Regions from separate parts of the Homo sapiens genome. Here region 1 is linked to region 2. A link is an interaction called in ENCODE POLR2A ChIA-PET data of the cell type or tissue named here. Cell type or tissue: HCT116. All regions are shown on one strand. Links, peaks and the distances in the headings refer to the core of each region. The heading gives the core; the rest is flanking DNA. Region 1 holds the start of KRTAP4-6 (keratin associated protein 4-6). Region 2 holds the start of KRTAP4-7 (keratin associated protein 4-7).

Region 1 (5,385 bases), core at 164-5,163, 57 kb after region 2:
TAATACTATCTCTCCCCCAGCCCCCCACCCCCCAACAGGCCCTGGTGTGTGATGTTCCCCACCCTGTGTGTGATGTTCCCTGCCCTGTGTCCAAGTGTTCTCATTGTTCAATTCCTACCTGTGAGTGTCCTTTACTTTTTCAAGTGACCACTCTTTCCTTCATCGGGATTTTGGACCTTGCACTCTGCTAGTTGTTGTCTTACTTCTCTGGTGATTCCTTTCCAGTCTCCTGTGGTTTCTGTTGCTTTGTTTTCAACTTACAAGTGATGGAGTGTCCCACAGCTCAGGGCATAGATGTCTTATTCTCAGACACTTATTCCCTATGACCAGGAAGCCACATTCAGTCCCACGGCATTCAAAGTCCCATTTCATATGCTGAGACCAACTGGAGGTTCATTTAATTTTCACCTACTTTCTCTGACCCATTAGGAGTTGTGTGCTGTAAGTGGTGTGAAGGAATAATGCCCCTACACAGTCTAAATTATTGTTCGTTCATGTAGTAGAACCTATGGAAGTTAAAGATTCATGATTCAATACCACTACATTATTTACTGGACCTTTAACTCCTAGAATATGTATTTAGTACAGAACTTTCTAAATGTTTCTCCTGCTTTTACTAGCTTGAATTGACATAAAATTTATTTTCACCATTTTCCCCCTAGGATGGAGTTTATAGGCCATATTCTGGGTTTAACTAAGAACCAAACTATTCCGTTAGTTGGTTTCTTCTAAGTCCCCATATTTCTCTATGAAAATTCATTTTTGTAGAATTTATTGACCAAGACCATGTGCCCCAAGACCATGCTATTAAATACACACCACAGAAAAGTCATTAAGGTAGGAAAAATACTAAAATTTGAGTATTTTACATTTTCTGCAATTCCCCAACTTCTCAGAAGATTGATTTTCCCTAAAGGTAATTATTTTGTTGTTAATGGATGGAGATGAAATTAAAGCAGCTGAGAGTGTGATAAATTGAATTACACGAGAGATGGATAAACCTTAAAGAGTAGCCTCTGGTTTTACAAGAATGGGATAAAAGAGATAAGGGCAGAACAAGATGACAGGATCGGGGGCCATGGGTGGAGGAGGGAAACGGAAAAATAAAGCAAATAAGAGAGGAGTGAGATTGTAGGGAAAGATACACTTTCAAAAATATTTAAGAAAATTTAGCTGTGGGATATAACCCTTCTCCATATTCATAAAAAAACTTAACTTAAAATCTTTATTTTTTTCAATACTTTTGGAAACATCCATGTATTGCCTTTTTTTTAGGTCATTACATGTTGCAATTTTCTTGAAGGTGAGAGCAAGAATAGGATTCGTTCAGTTGTGTTTTGGGTGGAATTTCTCAGGAACTAAGGACAATCATTACAAAGCAACACAAAAAGAACATTGTATTTCTATGCGACAAAAGTGGAGTTTTATTCAGAAGCAGCAAAAATAAGATACAGAAACATTGCTGTAAAAGGAAATACAGGGTGAAACAATCAGACTTTCAAATCTGAGAGTGAGACAACCTTGCCCCGAGTTACCCTGCAAGAATTTCCATGTTTGGGACAGAAGAACTTGGTATCCATAAATACAAATATAAGGTATAAAATTTGGTAAATTCTATTAATTTCTTTCTGTAAATAATATCTAATTTCACACTTGGGTCAACATGGGGAACATATATTCTAGATGTATAGCCAGGACATATATCCTAGATATATGTCCAGGATATGGAAACACAGTTGGTGGGAATGGCCTCTTCTGAGTTGTTTATGAGATGCACAAGGTCTGCTTCTGTGAGGAGTGAGCTGAAGGGGAGGAGATAGTTTCAGGCAAGGAGCTCAGCAGCAAGAGGAGGCACAGCACAAGGGACGGGGGCAGGTGGAAATGACACAGGTTGGGCGATAGCAAGTGGTGTGGCAGGAGACTCGGCCACAGACTGGACGCAGGCAGCAGCAGGGGCGGCAGCAGCACGGGCGGCAGCAGCTGGATTCACAGCAAGAGGGGCGGCAGCAGCTGGAGATGCAGCAGCTGGGACGGCAGCAGGTTGGCTGGCAGCACACAGACTGGCAGCACTGGGACCTGCAGCACCTGGACACACAGCAGCTGGGGCGACAGCAGCTGGAGATGCTGCAGCTGGGACGGCAGCAAGTGGGCTGGCAGCACACAGACTGGCAGCACTGGGGTCTGCAGCAGCTGGATACACAGCAGCTAGGGCGGCAGCAGGTGGTCCTGCAGCAGGTGGTCTGACAGCAGCTGGGACAGCAGCTGGGACGGCAGCAGGTGGGCTGGCAGCACACAGACTGGCAGCACTGGGGTCTGCAGCAGCTGGACACACAGCAGCTGGGGCGGCAGCAGGTGGTCCTGCAGCAGGTGGTCTGACAGCAGCTGGGGCGGCAGCAGGTCTCCAGGCCACAGCCCTGGTCAGAGCAGACGGAACCACAACAGGAGCTGACCATGGTGTCAGAGGGTAAAGGTTCTGGGTGGGTTTCCAAGAGAGTGAGTTTCGTGAGTTTGGGAGTCTCCTTGCTGCATGTCCCCTTTTATACCCAGCTGAGGAGCCTTTGTGATTATGAGAAGATTGTTTCCTTGTTTTTGTTTATATGACACAAATGCAATTACTAAATTATATTGTGTTTTTCTAGTAAAAAATCCCAATATATAGAAAATGATTATTTCCCTTTTCTCACCCTGGTGTTCCCACATGAGTCACCTCTTGTTTTCCTTTCCTTGGTTTCAGTGTCACATGACTTCAGTCTCTGGGTATCATGTGACATGGGAGGGCCACTGTCACTTGTCTGTTTCTCATCATGATATCGTTTTGGGAGAGCTTCTGATTGGGCTAAGATCTCTAGTGGAGAAATGCATGTGTCAATCAGCTGGAATGCTGACAGGAAAAAAAGAAAATATGCTCCTGTTTTTGAGTGTGAGAAATAAGGAAGCTTATGATTCATTGTATGTATTCTGGGTGGCCATTGAGCTAACTAAATTCCTAGGTCATTGCAAGCTGTGTTAATTCTCATCACTCTGGTGCACCTTGAAACAGTTAGTAGTGACTCACTGTTTCTAAGGAACAAAGCATCATCTGGGCTTGAGCTGCGTCTGTCTTCAAAAGTGTCCTACAGGCTGAAGTAGAGTAATGTGGATCATAGTTTTTGATCTGCCTTTTGAAATATCAAATGTGTAATGGTTATGCTTTATTGACATTTTGTTAAAATCTTTTTCATACATTTTGAGCTAAAACATCTAGCAGGGTTTTTTTTTAGTATCACTTATTTCTAAGATTTTTTAAGAAGCATTGAGAGGAATATAAAAGATATATTCTTTAACTTACAGGTACTTATGTAACTGTGGACCTCAATTTTAAAAATCACCCACTTTCTCTTCCTTTCCTCCCCTCTCACCTCTTCATTCCTTCCCTCTGCACACTCCCTTCTGGCAATACTATCTAATATCTTATCTAATTATATTCTTGCTTAAGAAATTCCAGAGGCTAATCTTGAAACAAACCAGGCACAGAGCCCTGAGGAATCCTCTCACTTAGGGGGAATCTTGAACAATTAATCCACCACCATTGGGCTGAAGTCAAAATAATGCCTCCCAAACCTCTGGACACCCAAGATAGCCATTGGAACAAGACATGCAGACTCAGCACCCTGCACCACCCCTGCATGTCTCCCATGCCAAGTTTCCCTTTCAAAACCCTATGGCAAATTTTAAAATTTAAGATGGCACTTTAGAATGCTAGTTCACTAGCTAAAGGATGTCAGTGAGATATATCTTGGGGTGAAATGTTTTTATTTCCTTCACTTAGCATTCTTCTAGTTATTCATTACCAGTTAGTTCAAATGCCATTTTTCTCCAATATCTTTCTTGGCCTCACACAAAGCAAGGTTATCCTCTGGTTTACTGGCTCTCCAACTAGAACTAACTTTCCTTTCACCAGCCCTTGCCTCTTATGTGTTGGCTTTCCAGCAGCAAGCAGCTGAACCTGGGTCCAGTTACATTTACACAGAAATTGCATTCATAACAAGTTTTTATTTTATTTATTTATGTATTTATTTTTTGAGATGGAGTTTCACTCTTATTGCCCAGGCTGGAGTGCAGTGGCACCATCTCAGCTCACTGCAACCTCTGCTTTCCAGGTTCAAGTAATTCTTCCGCCTCAGCCTCCCAAGTAGCTGGGATTACAGCCATGTGTCACCACGCCCGTCTAATTTTGTATTTTTAGTAGAGATGGGGTTTCACCATGTTGTCCAGGCTGATTTCAAACTCCTGACCTCAGGTGATCCACCCACCTTGGCCTCCCAAAGTGCTGGGATTATAGGAGAGAGCCACTGTGCCCGGCCCATAAAGAGTTTTTAAATAAAATCCTCACATGATCATGGTTCTAAATAAAGGGTCTTCTTTAGTGCCGTGGACATTCAGGGAAAAGCAATTATTCAAGGAAAGAACAAATTACCTTCACAATATTTTCTCTTCCTGGGAATGAAGGGATGTCTCTTGTGAACTTATGTGGGGCCTGAGGAACCTGGAGATCTCTGCCCTAGTGGAGTTTGTATTCTAGAAGGAGCTGATAGACACATGAATTTCCAATGGAGAATGAGATGATAGAGCCCATGTGTAAATAAGGCACCACAGAAGTGCAATGGAGGAAGGATTTTCCTCACTGAAAAATCACTGACTTGAGGCGGATTGATTAGTAGGAGAAAAGGCATACACATTTATCTAACAAGTATACCCAAGAGCCTTCAGAATGAAAACTCAACCCCTCAATAAGGTACAGAAGCTTATACAACATCTTGAGGTCCCAGAAAGAATGAGGGCTCAGAGCATGGCCAAAAACAGGAAACAGGTTTTAGTGGCAAGGCAGGTGTATTGGTCCATTCTCATGCTACTATGAAGAAATACCCAAGACTGGGTAATTTACAAAGGAAAGAGGTTTAATTGACTCACAGTTCACCATGGCTGGGGAAGCCTCAGGAAACTTACAATCATGGCAGAAGGGGAGGCAAACACATCCTTCTTCACATCGTGGGAGCAAGGAGAAGTGCAGAGGAGAAGGAAGATAAGCCCCTTATAAAACCCTTAAATCTCATGAGAACTCACTATCACATGAAGGTAACCGACCCCATGATTAAATTGCCTCCCCCTGTGTCCTTCCCATGACACGTGGGGATTATGAGAACTACAATTCAAGATGAGATTTGGGTGGGGACACAAAGCCTAACCATATCAACAGGTTATGGGAGGGAGAAAGAAAGAGGCTTGGCCAGCAAAGGGGGTCTTGTTATGTGGATGAAATCTCACAGGTAGCAACTCTCAGAGAAAAGAGATGGTAAATGATTTTTTTCAGAACTCTAAGGGTGTCAGACAGTCAGTTATTCTCTT
Region 2 (5,385 bases), core at 59-5,058:
TCTAAAGGCTTTATGGAAGGCAGAGTTAAAGAAAGAAGAACAAGTATATCGGGGGAAGAAATTTCCAAGAAAAATGTTGAAGGAGCTGATTGGTGTCTTTGAACTGCGTATAGTAAAATGCAAGAGGAAAGAAACGATTTAAAGGTGGAATTCGCAATTAAAAGGGAAACACAGAATATAGATGTAGAAAATGTGCAACCTGACCAACAATGAGAACACATGGTCACAGGAAGGGGAACATCACACACCAGGGACTGTTGTGGGGTGGGGGGAGGGGGGAGGGCTAGCATTAGGAGATATACCTAATGTAAATGACAAGTTAATGGGTGCAGCACACCAACATGGCACATGTATACATATGTAACAAACCTGCACGTTGTGCACATGTACCCTAAAACTTAAAGTATAATAATAATAAAATTTAAAAAAAAGAATGAAAAAGCATGCAAGGGTGTGGCCAAGTGATGCTTTGATACAAGGATTGATAAGAATAGAAGGAAGCTAGGTGCTGTTCATCAGATCAATGGGAGAATGGCTCTGAAGGCATTTCAGAGATTGTTGAAGCTATCCCTCCCATCACAGGCTCCAAATGAGAGAAACTTGAGGTCAGAAAGGGCTTGGTACTCTCCACATTCTAGCACAGTGCCCCTTTGCTGCTCCAGTTGTGGCTCAAGTGGGCTTAGATGAGACTTGTGCTGCTGCTGCAGAGGGTACAAACTGTGAGCCTTGGTGGTGTTGATGTAGTACTGACTGTAGATACACAGACTGCAGGAGTTGTGGGGCAATGGTTGTCCACCTAGGTTTGAAAGGATGTTTCTGACAGCCTGCCTTAGGGGTGTAGCCACAGCAGAGAGGTCCTCCTAGGGCCATGCTCAGGAAAACGGGGGGTCAGAGCAGCCACTGAGACCCTAGAACTGTAGAACTATCAGCCTGCAATACTAGCCTGAGAGAGCTGCAGCAGAGACTCCAATCAGATAGCTGCTGTATGGGCTGAGCCCAGCAAAGCCATGGGGCAGGGCTATCTGAGGGCATTTGGGGCCTAACACCAAGGCCCCAGGCAGCCCTTCCCCATGTCGGGCACATCCAGGAGACAGCACATGGAGTCGAAGTTTATTCTCCAGTCTTAAGATTTAATGCTGTCTTCCCTGTTGGACTCACCTGGGGCCAGTTACCCTTTTTCTTTCCTGTTGCTCCCTTTTGGAATGGGCCTGTCTATCCTATGCCTCTCCCACCATTGGATTTTGGAACTAGATAACTTCTTTAATAGGTTCACATATGGAGGAGAATTTGCCTCAGGATAAGTCCTGTGTTGAGTCTTATTCATATCAGAGTCACATGAGACTCTTAGATTTACATTTTGACTTTTAAGTTGGTGATGGAACATGACTTTGGGACTATTGGGATAAAAGGAATATATTTTGCGTATGAGAAGGACATGGATGTGGGGGGCCAAGGGTGGAATGCAATGGTTTGAATGTGTCCCTCAAAGTTCATGTGTTGGAAACTTGATCCTCAATGCAGCAGTGTTGGGAGGTGGGGCCTAACAGGAGATGTTTGGGTCATGGTGACACCACCCTCATGAGTGGATTAATGTTGTTATCACAAGAGTGGGTTCCTTATAAAAGGATGAGTTTGACTCCTTCTTTCTCTGTCTCACCCTCTCTCCCTTCCACAATGGGATAACATGGTATTCCTGGTTATCTATAACCAAGTCTCATTCTATAAACGGAATCCTAATTCCACAAGGTTCCACATATGCTATTTATCAGGGGACATGTTGCTTACCACATAAATAATTGTAGTTTTCCTGAAATGAAACTCTGATCTCCTTGTTTGGAATGTTTTCCTCTCTTTTATCCAGAAGTCAAACGATATATACATTTTTAAAGGACCTTACATGCTTCTATGTCATCAAAAAGCCTTCATTCATTCAACAAACATTTATTTCCGGTGTTCTCTGTGCTGAGTATCATGGTAACAAAAAGAAACGTCATAGCCCATGCCTTCAGGCTATTTGCATTGCATATGGGGGAATGAAAGAAGTAAACGTCTATGATACAGTAGAATGTATCACATTATGAGCACAAGGCAGGAAATAATGATAAATGAATGGGGTAGTTTATCAGGAAAGATATTACTGAGGAGGAAATATTTAACTGGGTTTTGACAAATGAGTAGGAGTTTGCAGAGTGGACAAAAAAAGACGACACATTCCAAGAAGATGAAGCAGTTTCAGCAAGCTTAGCAAATTTTGTTCTTTACCACTTTCTTGGCTACACTAAGACATATTAGGCTTACTTTCTCTTTAATCTTGGACAAGCATTTTGTTTGTTTGTTTTAGCTTTTTAATGCTTCTTTTGAGTATTCTGCTAAAAGAGCAATAAGAATGTACACTACTTTATAAGGTTGTAATAAAGAGTGAAAATGAAAAAGATATTTAGCACAATGTCTGGTACATAGTCAATACTTCACAAGTAATATACATACCCTGAGGATGTATGGAACTTATCCACATACTATACATTTTTATTTTAGTTGTTTAATGAACATAATTGTAATTCTTTTCATTTTTGCCAAATTCTGTTTCTTATGCATGTGTCTTATACAAGTACCTGCAGGAAAAAGAGGAGGGTTTATCTGTTCTATACCCAGAGTACCCAATAGAATGTCTTGGATGCATATTATTGAAGGCTTAATAATTCTAAATATTGTTTACATATAACAAATGCTTTTGTCAATGAATAATCCATCATGCAGTTTTGATGATCAAAGGTAAATCAAAACTTCCTACTCCAAATGCCTATACTGTAAGACATACAGAAAAATGTGTTTTTACTCATTAAAGGCAATGAGTCATGGCTAAGTACTTTCACTTGGAGTGGTGGAATGAGATCTGACACAGAGTTTATAACTTCCTTAAGATCTGACCATCTCCCCAACCATTCAAGAAGCATACACGGAATCAGAGTCATCTTCATTATAGATGGGACATCCTTCTCCCGAATGAGTCCTTCCTTCTAATTCCTTTCCAACATTTCATCTGACCAGGACATTATTTGACAACAAAAGACACATTAACATTATAAAAGTTGTCCCCCATGATTTGCAGAGAGCAATCTACAGGTAGGAGGGAGAATCACATTTAGAAATAAAGTGTCAGAGTCATGTGACCAGTGCTTTGTAAAAGACACTGCAGAGACCAGGGACAAAGGTGACCCCCACTAAGGAAGAAATATGACAAGTGTTTCCAATAGAAACACAGGAGCACAGCAGGAAAAGGAAATGGGTTATTTTCTCTCTTTTGGAGTATTTAAGTAGAAACACACAATTATGTAATTACATGATTAAGTTTTCCACGAGGTAAATAATAAGGAAATAATGACGTGGTGGCAATGGGCCTTCAGCAGGGTATAAAGGAGGCTATGGACCCAGAAGACTTCCAAACCCAAGAACTTCACTCTCTTGGAAACCCACCCAGATCCTCCCCGTTCTGACACCATGGTCAGCTCCTGTTGTGGCTCCGTGTGCTCTGACCAGGGCTGCAGCCAAGACCTCTGTCAGGAGACCTGCTGCCGCCCCAGCTGCTGTCAGACCACCTGTTGCAGGACCACCTGCTACCGCCCCAGCTGTTGTGTGTCCAGCTGCTGCAGGCCCCAGTGCTGCCAGTCTGTGTGCTGCCAACCCACCTGCTGTCGCCCCACCTGCTGTGAGACGACCTGCTGCCACCCTAGGTGCTGCATCTCCAGCTGCTGCCGCCCCAGCTGCTGTATGTCCAGCTGCTGCAAGCCCCAGTGCTGCCAGTCTGTGTGCTGCCAGCCCACCTGCTGCCGCCCCAGCTGCTGCCGCCCCTGCTGCTGCCTGCGTCCAGTCTGTGGCCGAGTCTCCTGCCACACCACTTGCTATCGCCCAACCTGTGTCATCTCCACCTGTCCCCGCCCCTTGTGCTGTGCCTCCTCTTGCTGCTGAGCCCACTGCCCTGGCTCACGTCCCCCTTCACCACTGGCCCACAGATGTAGACCCTTCTACTGTGCTGACCATTAGGATACATGAAGTGGGGTTGATGTCATTCAATAGGATGGACCTTATGCTTCCAAAGAGCCCACCACCATTTCACTGACTCTGTGAGAACATTCTGGTTCATTTTAAACTCCCTCCTTTGCTTTCTTTTTCTTCTGGTGGTGGCACCAAATGTGAATTAATTTGTAATACACTAGCTAAGAAATTATTCCAATCTTCTGATTTCCTTATTTTCTTTATCACTTTAAGGTACAGATTCTCCTTCTCAGTGAGGTAGATATTATCTGCAGGACCAGTTTTGTCACTGATGTTGCACCCTCAGATCCAGCCACCCAATTGTATTCTGTGTTTCTCCTAGGGTGAATTTCTTATGCTTTGTTGTATCTCTGCTTTCTAATAAACTTTTCTGCACTTAAGAATTCATTGGTATCATTCTCTATTGCTTTCATAATTATTTTACTGATTCCCTGGCAATTATATTTTACACAAAGACACAGGAGGAGCAACCCGTCTTGAAATCATTTTGAAGATACATTCTATATCAAATATAGATAATTTAAGGTATTGGAATAAAAGTGCTGTGTGTATATGTGTGTGTATGTGCACATGTGTCTTAATATTCTAAATTAAGACATTTAATTCATGCCTTAGCTCTTGAAACACATTTTATCATGAACACATTATATCTCACAATACTATTGTCCCTATTTTGACAAAAAACATAAAACCAAATTTCAGAAAAGTAGACACCAATGAAATAAGGGAAATCTTCTATAAAGAATTTAATGTACTCGAGTCATTTCACTCAATAAACAACATTTTGGAATTTATAACCAAAAAGCGGGCTTTATTTCCCAGTGAGTTCTGCTGAGAAAAAAAAAGCATGTTGAGCTGTATTTTATCTGGATAGCATGGTATATTTCTGACAGTGGTCTCTATGGGTTTACGTTATAATTTAAACATCTCCACACTTAACATTTTACTATATATAAACCCAGAAAGGCTGAAAATTTCAAGGCTCACTTTTCTTTTTAAGAATTATTTTCTTGTAGATTTGTTTGAGTTCATTGTAGATTCTCGATATTAGCCCTTTGTCAGATGAGTAGATTGCAAAAATTTTCTCCCATTCTGTAGGTTGCCTGTTCACCCTGAAGGTAGTTTCTTTTGCTGTGCAGAAGCTCTTTAGTTTAATTAGATCCCATTTGTCAATTTTGGCTTTTGTTGCCATTGCTTTTGGTGTTTTAGACATGAAGTCCATGCCCATGCCTATGTCCTGAATGGTATTGCCTAGGTTTTCTTCTAGGGTTTTTATGGTTTTAGGTCTAATATGTAAGTCTTTAATCCATCCTGAATTAATTTTTGTATAAA

The links. Peaks named below come from ENCODE experiments on the same cell type or tissue, not always from the same donor. Only the 100,000 strongest peaks of a DNase experiment are listed, where the experiment ranks them.
Region 1: POLR2A ChIA-PET joins it to region 2 with 5 read pairs; 2 of 35 experiments call an interaction of 5 or more read pairs at or near these places.

The regions. Positions count from the first base shown.
Region 1 is chr17:41,138,035-41,143,419 of GRCh38, forward strand. KRTAP4-6 (keratin associated protein 4-6) reads right to left here and starts at 2,510. Exons shown (of 1, transcript NM_030976.2): 1 at 1,399-2,510. The coding sequence starts at 2,453. The coding sequence ends at 1,836. RefSeq lists an enhancer at 1,642-2,154. In HCT116, for the core only: no CTCF peak of the experiment used is centred there; no DNase peak of the experiment used is centred there; H3K4me3 peaks cover 485 bases; H3K27ac peaks cover 448 bases.
Region 2 is chr17:41,080,709-41,086,093 of GRCh38, forward strand. KRTAP4-7 (keratin associated protein 4-7) reads left to right here and starts at 3,442. Exons shown (of 1, transcript NM_033061.4): 1 at 3,442-4,436. The coding sequence starts at 3,499. The coding sequence ends at 3,966. RefSeq lists an enhancer at 3,737-4,266. In HCT116, for the core only: no CTCF peak of the experiment used is centred there; a DNase peak (open chromatin) is centred at 2,990; H3K4me3 peaks cover 2,494 bases; H3K27ac peaks cover 3,089 bases.